2 separate regions of the Homo sapiens genome follow, and region 2 is linked to region 1. The links are chromatin contacts, found by Hi-C in ENCODE. All regions are on one chromosome and are shown on one strand. Each heading gives the region's core, a stretch centred on a gene start or an enhancer-like site at or near the end of the contact. The rest is flanking DNA. Distances are from core to core; before and after follow the strand shown. Region 1 holds the start of LINC02106 (long intergenic non-protein coding RNA 2106). Region 2 holds the start of MOCS2-DT (MOCS2 divergent transcript).

Region 1 (4,042 bases), core at 1,308-3,807:
CCCCCATCTTTCTCCAGCTAGCCTCGCCCCAATTAACGCCCTACAGCCAGTCAGCCTTACACCTGCTGGAAAAATCTTGGTGGCAGTGGTGGGAGGTGGTGGTTTTGGTTTTTAGCAGAGCGCGGGAGCACCCTGTCACACCCTCCTGAGACCGCCCTAGGACCGTCCTCTGGAATATCTTGGAGCCAGGAGCCAGGGAGGCTTTCCTCAGTCCCAGTCGTTGCCTGTCGCCGCTTTCGGTTTCTCTTCCCTAATAGCACCCGCCACCCCTTTTCTCTGAAATTCTCAAAGCAATTTCATCCTTTGCAGAGTTGCAAAGCTCTCCTACTGACTTGGGGTGTGCGGCTTAAAAAGGGGAGAATGGAGTAGCTCGAAAGGGAAGGAGGGTCACATTGAATTCTCCTTTTAAAAATTTTAATTTCATTGACACGTCTTGAAAGGTTTGTTTTGGTATAAGGCAAGGCTGCCAATTCCAAATACAAACAGACGGACACACACTGTGTGTATCAGATGTTGGGAATAAAAATGGTTTATTGATTGAAATAATAGAGGCATTATTTTGATTTGTCTTGACATGGACGCTGATTTATAGAGCTCTTCCCCCAGTGATTTCTTCTTGTAGTCCAGACACATGGAAATGATAAAAATCTCACCAAAGCTCACCTTGGTGCTAATCAAGACTGCTCGATGCACGTTATAAATCTGATACAATATTTATTGCTTATCTGTATTCGAGGGGTTAGTCTCCATCCTAGGATTGTCCCTTTCAAAAAAAATTTTTTGGATGCATCTGTTTTCACTTTGCACTTTCAACGGGCTGGAGCAGACAATAGTGTGAAAAACATCTGAAAATATGAGGCGACAGAGCTGCATGTGTGTTTCATTTCTGCGGTGTTAGGGGAGAAAATAACAAAAGAAACACACACTACAACACACACGCACGCACGCACACACACACACCGGCCCAGGACCTCAGCACAAAGGGCGCGCTGACCCAGCGCTAACACACAAGACAAATTAAAGAAAGGGGCAAATCGGAGGAGGGGCTAAGGCGAGGGTCCAGGCATTTCGGGAAAAGATCAAGGACAAGGAGAGTTAAGAAACTGACCGTGGGCCAGGGAAGACCGGAGAGAGAGAAAGTAAAGTGTCCAGGACTGGAACTCACGTCCCTGAGGCAGGGGACAGTAAGTTTGCTTGTAACACAGACAGTTTTCCTTGACTGCAGGAAACAAGAAAAATAGTAATCATAAAACAAGCACAAATCCCCCAAACATCAGGGGGGTAAAACCCCCATTATTAGCCATCACAAACCAAAACCCAAACCGAGTCTTTTCTGCTGAATTGCTGCAAGATCACAAGAGACCAAGAGATCCGGAGTCAGGCTGTGAACTTGGGAAAGATAAGTTGCCCGGCGAGGTTGGAGGTAGACTGAGGAACGCCTTTTTTTGTGAAGGACACAAATATTTGCAGAGTTTAAAGCTGCAGGAATACAAAAGCAGGAGTGAGATTATCTGATTACGGATACAGGATGTCCGAGTTGTTGCCTCCCAAAAACGACTGCGTAAAAAAAAATAAATAAAAGGCCAGTTCGAAAAGTGAAATTTTAATATCAGTGAAAGCATCGGAGGGACTCGGATTGAACGCGGCAGCTCCGGAACTGGACAACAGCTGCGTGGTGCAGCCAATCCCGGGGCCTGTGGGAACGAGCGACCGATCTCAGGACCACGCGGGCGAGAGCAAGGAGCCTCCCGGCCACACAGCCACAGGCGCTGCGGAACCCAGCCCGGACTCTCCCCGGCTGGAGTGTGCGAAGGGCTTCCCGCCCAGGGGCCCAGGGTGGTCTTAGTGAAAAAGGGATGGCGCTGCAGCACTGACCACGTTGCCCTGGTTTCTCCATTTCTCCTTCCCAAGTCTCTGCCTCTGTTTCCCCATGACCCGGAGGACGCGCCTACGGAAGAGACGTCTGGTCGAGGGGGTGCCGGGGAGCGGAAGGGGGAGGGGAAGGTCTCATCCCTGGGACGCTGACACCCCCCTCCCCGCGGCACTCCAGCTCCGAAGAGCGAGCTTCGGTTCCGCCCGCCCTCCAGACCATTTGCTTATTCTCACTATTGTTTTAATTTATTGTGCAGCCTGTTGCGCCGCGGGCCCGGCTGAGCCATTTGGGGCCCTCTAGATGCCCTGCAGGGCGCCTGTCTCCGGACGACCACCACGCAGGAGCAGCGGGGGCACGCGCGTGTTTTCTTGTGGATAACTGCCTCGGACTTGGCGGGGCCGGTCCCCACCTGAAGCTCACCTCAGGCAGTCGCTAGAAGTTCCAATCCAATCGTGAGCTTTCCTCTGGGAGGGACAGGATCCCCTTCAACTCCTGAGGCTGCTCCTCTGGGCGAATCCCACAGTAATTGCGCATTTCTCTCCCTTTAGTGCTTTGGAAATTTAGAAAGCGCGCTTTCATTTGTACATCGCCTGCCGACAGCCCCTTTGCTGATTAGAGAAGCCTTGTTCCCCCTCTCCACGCGTACGCACACTCATTTTTAGTTTTAACAAATGATTTAAAAATCAAAACAAACCTCTGAGTCAGTCCGCCCAATTTTATGCTCCATCTCCTCTGTGTATGTGTTAGATTCTCTCTGCCAATCGATGGGAAAGAGCATTTAGGGGCATTTGCAATTTCCTTTGTCACTTGCCACTCTGTGCGTATAGATTTTACATATCATTTGTTTACCAAATCAGTTCGTATTTTCTTAGCCCAGGGTTCAGGATTTTGCGTTTGTGGATTAATTGCCCAGTACCCAAAGGGCAGGACAGTCAGAGGAGCCACCTGATGCAAGAAGGATCAGCTCACGTTAGGACAAAACAAGGAGGTTGTTGTGAGCCCTTCTGCGGGCTCTGAATTAACTCAAACAGCCCTTCCTAGGACTTGTTAAAAAGACCGTACCTTGAAGGGATAGTGTGGTGCCTAATGTCTGCTAGCCTATAACTCAATGCATTACAAGGTCATTTTTGCCCAGCCCAAAGAAACTGAGTAAATCCAATGTCCCTGGTTGAAGATAATACGTAGTCACTTCATTTCTGGCCATATGGTGCCTACCTGCATTCTAGTCTTGAACAGTCTCAGGTTCCTTACTGGGTCTCACTTATTGATTTTTTTACTAGATTACATCATAATTTAATATGGCTGAGTGATGTGGAGCTTGTGGATGATCCTTTTATTGCCCTGATTAAAATCCACACAGTAAGAAATTTTTTAAACGGAGGTTGATGATGGAAGCTTCCTCAATAAGTATCCTTCAGTCAAGAAATGATTGAGCTTTAAATTATAAGAATCTCAAAATTACTGTGCAAGTGTTTGGCAATCAATTTCAGGTTTTCATGACAACAGGAGCCTAGGCCATAGGATGGCAAACTAAATTCAATGATCACTTGTCTGCTTCTGCAGATAATCTTAAAGGAAGCTTCATTACAATTCACCCATCAAACAACTGGCATCTCAAAATGCATCAAGAGCTTTGTCTATGTAAGCAGACAGCACATTCTATGGCATTTGAATTTTATAAAAATAACTAGTTAAAAGATATATTTTGAGGTCAGGCTTAATTTTTGTTTGGACCAATTTGCCTTATCATTTATAAAGGTATCCTTAGATGTATGTCGTTACACCAAGCTTTCAGCTGTCTCTAAGGACACATTAAGGTGAGGTGGTGCTGCTGTCTAAGATTCTAAGGACAGCATTCATGGGTAAACAACAGACAAGTCCTGTGCCCTTACCATTACTTCAGAGCACAGCAGTTCCACTGGATTCAAGGTGGCTTCTTCCTACTCTTGTCTTCATTATTGAACATAATTTGATCTTATTTAAGATGATAATAAGTTCCCTGACAGTCAGAGCATGCTGGTCAGAGCAATGTCTCTTTCTTGTGAATGAAAGGACAATTAATAGGAAACTCTGTTGGTCTTCTATATCGTCTTTGTTAGGATGTGGGCAGAGTGAGTCAATAAATAGAATTTGAAATAAGCAACACATATTTGCCCTCCAAATCTTAAG
Region 2 (3,596 bases), core at 1-2,500, 2.1 Mb after region 1:
CTGAACGAACTCCTGTTATTTCAGCACTTTTTGCAAAATACAATACTTCAACCTGAAAGTAAAGAAAATGCTTTTAATAACAACTCATACTCGTTTTCTGACTGTCAATGTTGAGCAGTTTTCTCATTTTCCAAATGTATTGCTTTAATCAAAGACAAATTTTATAAAGAAAATTAAATAACCCGTAAAAAATTTCAGTATACCTACAAGTTCAAATTCTGAAAACTTGTTGTTTTAAATACAATTCAGACTAATTTCTGGATGCCTTTTAGTTTTACAAACTTAAGTGTGCCATCATTAAAATCCTAAGTATTTATCTTCTAGGAAAACATGTTAAGCCTGCCTTAATTGACATAAAAGTATAGCACCTTTTATAAATATGTAAGCAAAGAACAAATGTTTGAGTCAAGAGATGAGTTACACAAATAAAATAAATGAATAAATAAGCGAAAAACCTGTTTCTCACGGTTGTCAAATGACCTTAGATTCCGGTCTGTATAACATCGTCCCCAGACGCTAAGGATTAAGTTATGCAACATAGTAAATCTGACATTTACAGAAGCAAGTAGGTTTGAAACACACGACAGACTGGAATTTGCTAGAACAAACTTGTGCCAGCAGCCTGGTATGTAAGGGATCCGACGAAGTAAAATAGGCACCTGTCACTCCGTGCAAACAACTCTTTACGAAATAATTACAGGTTTGCAAATGATCAAGGGTGTAGAAATCCACAGATGAAGCACAGTTCTTCACAAGAATTCTCCATGAGGTGCATTTCTTTTTAGATTAAAATTTTAGCTTCATCAAAACGAATAATCTGGGAAAGAGGTGGTCATAAAAGGTGGAGGCGCCTTCAGAACGAGTCCGTCCTTGCTGCCGTGAGCTGACAAGAGTTCTCGGAGAGGACCCGACTTCTGCTGGGGCAGTCGCAGTAAAGCCCGGAGACAGGAAGGGCCCGGGGGCGGGGGCGGGGGCGCCCCCGAACCCAAGACGCCGGCCAGGTTGGGGGCTAGTGGGGAGGTCCGACTGACCAAGGCTGGGTATGTGGAGGGAAAGGGCGGGAGAGACACGTCGAGGAGGGCTCCGCACCCAGGCCCGCACGCACACCCGCCACCCTTACCTGGCACAGCGGCACCATCCCGCCTAGGACAGCGGGACCGAATCACGGCCGCAAAGGCGCAGGCGCGGGCTCACCCGGAGCGCAGGCGTAACCCGACGGCGCTCAGCCCCCGCCTGCGCCTGCACGGAGCATGCGCACAACCAGCTCCGCCCCGCGCCGGGCTCTAGCTGTTTCCCTCAGGCGGCCTGTTCCACGCCAGGATTAGTTTTGCTTCGCAGATGGGCCGTGGTGGTGAGAGGAAGCAATCAGTATGGAAATGGAGAAATGGCTTACCATGCATGTCCTTCTCCCCAGGAGGGAGGTCGTGGTGCAGGCGAGCAGACGCCAGACTCCTGGACACTTGCCGCCTGCGTTATGGAGGCTTAGCTAATAACCTTGCAGGGGTCTTCAGGCTTTTCCACTGGCTCACCTTTAGGCTTCTGACACTTTTACCTACGGTATGTGAACCTCGAAAATTTGAGACAGGTCTCAGTTAACTTAGAAAGTTTATTTTGCCAACGTTGAGGACATGCCCGTGACACAGCCTCAGGAAGTCCTGAGGACATGTGCCCAAGGTGGTCAGGGCACAGCTTGGTTTTATACATTTTGGGGAGACAGGAGACATCAATCAATATGTAAAAAGTACATTAGTTCCTTCCAGAAAGGCGGAGACCGTTAAAAGCAAGCCCCGCCCCCCCCAACTGGGGGCTTCCAGGTAGGTAATAGACAGTAGCATTCTTTTGAGTTTCTGATAAGTCTTTCTAAAGGAGGCAATCAGAATATGCATCTATTCTTTGTCAGCAAAAGAGGTGACTTGGATAGAATAGGAGGCAGATTTGCCCTGAGTAATTCCCAGTTTGAAGGGGCCCAAGATTTTTTTCTTTCCCAGGTATATGATTAGTGTTTCTTAAAGACAGAATATCCGCCTGGTCAGAACATTCGAACTGTATGACTTTTCCTGTTTATTGGCTGCTCGGTAATTGTATACTGTCCGTCCAACTTTCCCAATTCTTGCCAACAAGAACTCTTGGCTTTAAATTGCTTGCGTCGTTAAGTGGATGTAAGTTACACGTCCCTTTCCTTGGAGCTCACAGTCCTGGGTAGGAGAGTTTTAAATATGAATGATAATTCCCTGTAATACTAAGGATCTGTGTTACATTTCAAGGGTGGAAGGGGAAAGTGGTTGTGTCACCTGGGGAGTGAGAAGATGCTGAGAAGGTAAATCTGCTAGAATGGTGGCAGTAAATGACAAGAGTGGGAGTAGAGCACGAAGAAATTTCACTTGCCTCTGACAAGCCACAGGGATATGAAGAAGCATAATAAGTTCACAGAAGGGCAAGTAGTTGGCAAGGCAGGTGTGCCTCCAGCAAAGGAGGTGATGAGAAGTGAGGCTGGAGAGTCCTTGGTAGGAAAAATTGACAAGGAGCAATGAATACCAATGTGTATCCTGGTAAAGTTGCTAAACATAAAGGATAAAGACTATATTCACACCCAGGCATAAAAACAAGGGAATGACAATAGTGGCCTTAGACTCCTCAGTGGCATCTGATGGCAATGTGCAGTGTGTAAAAAAGGCTGAGAACAAAAGCATGATCCCATAATATTACAGCCAAACTGGTGGGGCAGGATTCTCCTAAATCAGCAAAAACTCAAAAAACACAATACCCAAGAACCCTTCTTAAAAATCTTTCTTGGGCAAAAAGTCCACTCAATCAAGAGTAATCAAAGTAAATAACTCAGCAATAAAGGTATTAATATGGGAAAAATGAAAAACTAAAAAAACTGGCATTGAGATTTTAACCCATTCAAACGTAAAACTAAGATATCAATTATGGGATATGATTATAAAATAAAATGTAAATGACATCAGAATATTAAAAAAAAATGGAAACTGTCCAAAGTGGGAACATATAGTTACAAAATATCAATTCAGGTTTCTTAATATTTTTCATAATCTTCTTTATTTTAGAAAATATTTTAGGAGCAACTATCTTTTACAAATAAACAATAATCTGATGATTTATAATCCTATCAGTTTCACCAGTTATTTTGTTGATAAATTCAAGTAAATATAGGTCAATAATATTGCCTTGCTTTCATTTTTTTATTTTCTAATTCCTAATGAGGTGAATCTTTTCATATTTTCATTGAGCACTTATACTTCTCTGTGAAGTTTCTGTTCACATCGTTTATTCATTATGCTGTAGATATGACACAGTTCTTTTTTTTTTTACAAAATACAGCCCCATCTATAATTTGTGGATATGCAAGCAAAACTGATACCAAAATATTCCAGGCTTATTCCATAGGCTTTGATTTTACTTTTCTTATGAATTCATTAATTAAATCAGTGAATCATCACAATGGTATATAAATTATTTTAGTAATAGCAAAATGACTTTATGAACATTTGCATTTCACTTAAGCTACAATTTTTTGTGAAAACATAGTTGGAGCCACCATTTTCCCAGTTATTTTTACCATAAGGAATCCTATT

The links. Hi-C counts contacts between places; a loop is a spot of excess contacts on that map. Pooled maps may share reads with other maps.
Region 2: a map of naive thymus-derived CD4-positive, alpha-beta T cell shows a loop between it and region 1 (5-fold over the local background). The contact joins the promoter of MOCS2-DT here to the promoter of LINC02106 in region 1. A Hi-C loop is called at or near these places in 1 of 168 maps with a recorded cell type or tissue (naive thymus-derived CD4-positive, alpha-beta T cell) and 5 of 50 pooled maps.

The regions. Positions count from the first base shown.
Region 1 is chr5:50,967,630-50,971,671 of GRCh38, forward strand. It overlaps LINC02106 (long intergenic non-protein coding RNA 2106), which reads right to left and starts at 2,558. Exons shown (of 2, transcript NR_104653.1): 1 at 2,294-2,558; 2 at 1,588-1,948. RefSeq lists an enhancer at 2,038-2,559.
Region 2 is chr5:53,108,592-53,112,187 of GRCh38, forward strand. It overlaps MOCS2-DT (MOCS2 divergent transcript), which reads left to right and starts at 1,251. Exons shown (of 2, transcript NR_104654.1): 1 at 1,251-1,557. MOCS2 (molybdenum cofactor synthesis 2) reads right to left here and starts at 1,166. Exons shown (of 7, transcript NM_004531.5): 1 at 660-1,166; 2 at 1-52. RefSeq lists a silencer at 905-1,194.